Regions from separate parts of the Homo sapiens genome. Here region 1 is linked to region 2. A link is a contact called in ENCODE Hi-C or POLR2A ChIA-PET data. All regions are on one chromosome and are shown on one strand. Each heading gives the region's core, a stretch centred on a gene start or an enhancer-like site at or near the end of the contact. The rest is flanking DNA. Distances are from core to core; before and after follow the strand shown. Region 1 holds the start of DDX3X (DEAD-box helicase 3 X-linked). Region 2 holds the start of MID1IP1-AS1 (MID1IP1 antisense RNA 1).

Evidence for each region. A loop is a pair of places that touch in the nucleus more often than their neighbours do. ChIA-PET counts read pairs that join two places held with the same protein, here RNA polymerase II (POLR2A). Pooled maps may share reads with other maps.
Region 1: a map of naive thymus-derived CD4-positive, alpha-beta T cell shows a loop between it and region 2 (12-fold over the local background). The contact joins the promoter of DDX3X here to the promoter of MID1IP1-AS1 in region 2. A Hi-C loop is called at or near these places in 2 of 168 maps with a recorded cell type or tissue (both naive thymus-derived CD4-positive, alpha-beta T cell) and 12 of 50 pooled maps. POLR2A ChIA-PET finds 5 or more read pairs at or near these places in 1 of 52 experiments (Caco-2).

Annotation. Positions count from the first base shown.
Region 1 is chrX:41,332,748-41,335,591 of GRCh38, forward strand. It overlaps DDX3X (DEAD-box helicase 3 X-linked), which reads left to right and starts at 1,415. Exons shown (of 17, transcript NM_001356.5): 1 at 1,415-1,550. The coding sequence starts at 1,506. RefSeq lists a silencer at 236-725 and an enhancer at 816-1,045.
Region 2 is chrX:38,802,559-38,805,258 of GRCh38, forward strand. MID1IP1-AS1 (MID1IP1 antisense RNA 1) reads right to left here and starts at 1,325. Exons shown (of 2, transcript NR_046706.1): 1 at 1,175-1,325. It overlaps MID1IP1 (MID1 interacting protein 1), which reads left to right. Exons shown (of 3, transcript NM_021242.6): 2 at 1-1,855; 3 at 2,125-2,700. The coding sequence starts at 2,389. RefSeq lists enhancers at 1-793, 794-1,635 and a silencer at 1,438-1,657.

The DNA of each region.
Region 1 (2,844 bases), core at 165-2,664, 2.5 Mb after region 2:
GGCGCCGGCTCAAAGCCGGGAATCCACTAGTAAACACCTTCTTCTATTTAAGGGCCTGCGGCACCGAAGCCGGGACTTGGGGTGGCCTGCCTAGGAGGGAACCACAGGAAGAGGTTCCACCGACGGTAGAAACCCGGTTCCTCCTGTTCCTCATCCACCGCAGCGGCCTGAGAGTCACCCCGAGCCCAGGCCGGTAACCCCGCTGCAGCCCCTCCGGCAGGCCCAGGTTGCACCGGCTACAAACATTCCCGACACCCTTGGGCCCTAGAAGAGCCGTTCGCCACCCGCGGGGTCCCCGCAACGCCGGTGGTCACCGGCCCTAAGCCGCTGGGCGCCCCGCGGGAGGAAACTAGGGGCAAATGTAGCCCGCATTCCTGCGGAGAGCCGGGGTCCCGGGAGGGCGCGCCAGCGGCGGTTCCGGATCAGCGCGTGTCTGTCTCATTGTTCCCTCACCGCGGGGGGCGGGGGCGGAGGCGCGCGCGCACACGTCGGGGGGTTGGCCAGGAGGGGCCATTGTGTGTTTCTAGGCGGCGCCCCCGCTGCCTAGGCAACCGCGCAGGAAGGTGTCCGGCCACCTGCGCGCGCCGCCGGCTCCCCTCCATTTCCCCCCGACTCCCGCCCCGGTCACCATCCTACCCTCCTCCCTCCTCCTTTCCCCTTACTCCGCTCCCCTCTTTTCCCTCCCTCTCCTCCCCTTCCCTCTGTTCTCTCCTCCTCTTCCCCTCCCCTCCCCCGTCCGGAGCACTCTATATTCAAGCCACCGTTTCCTGCTTCACAAAATGGCCACCGCACGCGACACCTACGGTCACGTGGCCTGCCGCCCTCTCAGTTTCGGGAATCTGCCTAGCTCCCACTAAGGGGAGGCTACCCGCGGAAGAGCGAGGGCAGATTAGACCGGAGAAATCCCACCACATCTCCAAGCCCGGGAACTGAGAGAGGAAGAAGAGTGAAGGCCAGTGTTAGGAAAAAAAAAACAAAAACAAAAAAAACGAAAAACGAAAGCTGAGTGCATAGAGTTGGAAAGGGGAGCGAATGCGTAAGGTTGGAAAGGGGGGCGAAGAGGCCTAGGTTAACATTTTCAGGCGTCTTAGCCGGTGGAAAGCGGGAGACGCAAGTTCTCGCGAGATCTCGAGAACTCCGAGGCTGAGACTAGGGTTTTAGCGGAGAGCACGGGAAGTGTAGCTCGAGAGAACTGGGACAGCATTTCGCACCCTAAGCTCCAAGGCAGGACTGCTAGGGGCGACAGGACTAAGTAGGAAATCCCTTGAGCTTAGACCTGAGGGAGCGCGCAGTAGCCGGGCAGAAGTCGCCGCGACAGGGAATTGCGGTGTGAGAGGGAGGGCACACGTTGTACGTGCTGACGTAGCCGGCTTTCCAGCGGGTATATTAGATCCGTGGCCGCGCGGTGCGCTCCAGAGCCGCAGTTCTCCCGTGAGAGGGCCTTCGCGGTGGAACAAACACTCGCTTAGCAGCGGAAGACTCCGAGTTCTCGGTACTCTTCAGGGATGAGTCATGTGGCAGTGGAAAATGCGCTCGGGCTGGACCAGCAGGTGAGCCGCAAGAACCCCACCGGGCTGGCTGCTGCGTGAATTCCTCCCCTGACCTAACCTGGCTAATGGCGCAGCGCTAACCGGCACCCTTACTTTTCATTTTCTGGGTGCCCCGGGCTGGCGGGTGTGAGTGCCCCGGGGCTATAGAGGGATAGGAATGTTGGTTGGGGCTGTCGCCCGGGCCCGGTCTCGGCCCGCTGTATTGTCCCCGGGACGAGCACAATGGCGGCTTTTGTGTGTGCGTGCGCAGGCGGGCGGAGGGGGAGGAAGTGCGCGCGCTCTCGCGGGGACGCGCATGCGCGAATCCCGACTGATTAGTGACCTGGGGGGGTTTGCGGGAGTGCGCAGCGCGGCGGGACGCGACTGGAGGCCCTTTTGGCTTGGAGGGCTTCGGCCTTCACGGCTGGCGCAGCCTGGATTCCCGTCCGGAGGACCTGGCGGCACCCGGTGTTTGCGTGCCTGCGAGCAAGGGGTAGAACGCGGCCCAGGAATGTGGGAGGGGGCGGCCTTCGCTCGGGGTAATGGCGGCGGCCTCTTTTGTGTGGTGCTGGGCGGCGCTGTGGCTCACCTCCGGGAGACGGCGGGTCTCGGGCGGGCGAAGGCCTGGAAAGGAGGATGGAATGGGTTTCTTGTTTTTTCCCGGGTTCCTTCCGCTGGCTTTTTCGCTTCAGCCCAGGTTCCGCAGGGTCCGGGGGCCCTGCGCCGCAGCCGGGGAGGCTGCGTTTCCGGAGTGGAAAGTTTTGTGACGCAGAAGATTGGGGAGGAGTGGGGGAGGGGTGGGGGCGGGGAGGGGAGGCAGGAATTGGCCGCTGCGCGCTGGGCCCTGGAGATAGAGGTTGGACGTGGCGGGGAGGTTAGGGAGCCAGCGAGGCCCTTTCTCCTCCTTGCTTGCCCCAGATTGTCCCTGTGTGGTATGTTAGCCGGGAGTCCCGCGTTGTTTTTCTGGGGTGGAGGGGTCATCGCGGGTTGTGGTAGTGTCTTCGTGTTAGTGACTGTGATCCAGGAATCCGCCATTGGAAAAACACCCGGCTTAGGGGGGAAGTAAACAGTTTTGTTGTTGACTTGTTGCTATCTGTGGAGTAGAATCTTGCAATGGGTCCCAGGCCCCCGGGTTTTTTCTCTTAGCCAGAATCCCCTCTTCTAAGGGTTTAGGGGCAGAGGAGAGAAAGATGTGTGATTTGAGAGGAGAAGGTTATGGACTTTGGTGGCAGGAAGTCTGCATCCCACCGCAACAGTGGCACCAGGCTTCAGATAAGCTCTTGTGTGGGTTATGCGGAGCTTTTAAATAAACTAC
Region 2 (2,700 bases), core at 75-2,574:
GAATTTCATTCAAAAGACAATTAGGAAGATGGTTTTCTATGGAAAATATTTAAGTGTAGGTCTTAATGTGAAAGAAAGAGGGAGAGAAAGAAACCCCTTTATTATGTTCTCCCTTCCTTAGGCATTTTTTGTCCCGTGGGAAAAAACTGTACTAGGGACAGAGACCTCTGTTAAGTTTTAGAGAAAAGGGATCTTTTTTTTTTTTATTTGAGACAGAGTCTTGCTCTGTCGCCCAGGCTGGAGTGCAGTGGCACGATCTCGGCTCACTGCAACTCCGCCTCCTGGGTTCAAGCAATTCTCCTGCTTCATCCTCCCGAGTAGCTGGGATTACAGGCGCTGGCCACCACGCCCGGCTAATTTTTGTATTTTTAGTAGAGACCGGGTTTCACCATGTTGGCCAGGCTAGTCTGGAACCCCTGACTTTGTGATCCGCCCGCCTCGGCCTCCCAAAGTGCTGGGATTACAGGCGTGAGCCACCGTTTCAGGCCGAGAAAAGGGATTTAAAATGAGAAGCTTGAATCTTATTGAACATAATTGTAGGACTGCCAGAGAGGACTGGTGGATGAGGAATATGGCAAGGGACATGAGATGGGAAAAATTAAATAGGCTGTGGTTTGGAAGTCTCAAAGTGAAATTCAAGGTGCAAGGCTCTTAAAAGTTAAATCCAGCGATTCGGTACATAGCTTAGGCCCTATTAAATGACCCAGTGCTTTAAGAACTATCTTTTGAAAGGAACACTTCACACAAGCACCCTCAAAAATAATTAGACACCTCCCCATTTCTCTGTTAAATGGTGAAAGACACCCAAGACTAGACCTAACTACTGTCACCCTCTCCTGGCCTCTTGGCAGCCAAAAGGCCACATGGCCCAGGCTCTCCAGCATCACTGTGTAGCCGACTTGGACAAAAATGGACTTCTCCCCATTGCCACTTGCAGATCTCTTCAAAGAATCAGCAGATCTGATAGTGTGCCCCTCTTCATCCCCGGCAACCACTGTTAAAGGAAAGATTGGGAAAGATCCCACCCCGCCAGGAGGGAGGCAAAAGCCTCTGACGCTCCCCTCCCCCCATAGCTGACCAAGGCCAGGGCCACTGCGGGAGCACCGCGCGTCCACGTGCACCCAGCATGCCCGGTCACCCTTTATTACGTAAGAGTCCCAGGATGGAGTTGTACCTGCTGCCGGCCCCTCTTCCCCGACGGCTAATAATAAACCCGGGTTCCTGTTTCCCGGCCGCGGCCACTCCAGATTCGGGGCTGAGGGGCTCACTCTGCAACCAAGGCACGTGCATTCTGGTCATCCCACGCGGGGAGCGCGCGCAAGGCCCGCCCAGCCCCCACATGCCAGCCCCACCCTCCAGTCGGTCCGGACGCCGACGCCTTTTTGACCCTCGCTGTGCCCGGCCCTCCTCATCTGGCCTGCCCAGGGCTTGGTGCTGGCGGGGTCCAGCTGCTCCAATCCCTCCTCCTCTGCTCTGCCCTGCCCTGCCCTGGCCTGCCCCGGCGCCCTCCCTCAGCCCGGGTATCAGGCGAGAGGCGGAGCTGGCCCGGCGCGCCCCGCCCCCGCTGTAGAAAGGGCCGGGCGAGTGTTACTCGCGGTCATCCCGGCCTGGGCCTTTTATCTCGGTGCTGCCGGGGGAGGCGGGAGGAGGAGACACCAGGGGTGGCCCTGAGCGCCGGCGACACCTTTCCTGGACTATAAATTGAGCACCTGGGATGGGTAGGGGGCCAACGCAGTCACCGCCGTCCGCAGTCACAGTCCAGCCACTGACCGCAGCAGCGCCCTTGCGTAGCAGCCGCTTGCAGCGAGAACACTGAATTGCCAACGAGCAGGAGAGTCTCAAGGCGCAAGAGGAGGTGGGTGCCCACGCCCCATCGCTGCCCCGGCCAGCTTGGTTGCTTGAGCTCAGGCTTTTCGGAGGGAGAAGTTGTGGTGGTGGGGGGACACCCTTCTCCCCGCGGCCGTAGGTGGGCGAGGAGGTGGGACTGCCCAGCCGCGGGGAGCCACCCAGGCGCCGTCCCGGACGAGCTGTAGCCAGAGAAGGGGGTGCGCGCGGGCAAGGGCGCCAGGCCCCCTAGCAGGGTGAATAATCTAATCTGTTCTTTCGTCTCCGTGTATCAAACAGGCCAGGGCTCGACCCACAGAGCACCCTCAGCCATCGCGAGTTTCCGGGCGCCAAAGCCAGGAGAAGCCGCCCATCCCGCAGGGCCGGTCTGCCAGCGAGACGAGAGTTGGCGAGGGCGGAGGAGTGCCGGGAATCCCGCCACACCGGCTATAGCCAGGCCCCCAGCGCGGGCCTTGGAGAGCGCGTGAAGGCGGGCATCCCCTTGACCCGGCCGACCATCCCCGTGCCCCTGCGTCCCTGCGCTCCAACGTCCGCGCGGCCACCATGATGCAAATCTGCGACACCTACAACCAGAAGCACTCGCTCTTTAACGCCATGAATCGCTTCATTGGCGCCGTGAACAACATGGACCAGACGGTGATGGTGCCCAGCTTGCTGCGCGACGTGCCCCTGGCTGACCCCGGGTTAGACAACGATGTTGGCGTGGAGGTAGGCGGCAGTGGCGGCTGCCTGGAGGAGCGCACGCCCCCAGTCCCCGACTCGGGAAGCGCCAATGGCAGCTTTTTCGCGCCCTCTCGGGACATGTACAGCCACTACGTGCTTCTCAAGTCCATCCGCAACGACATCGAGTGGGGG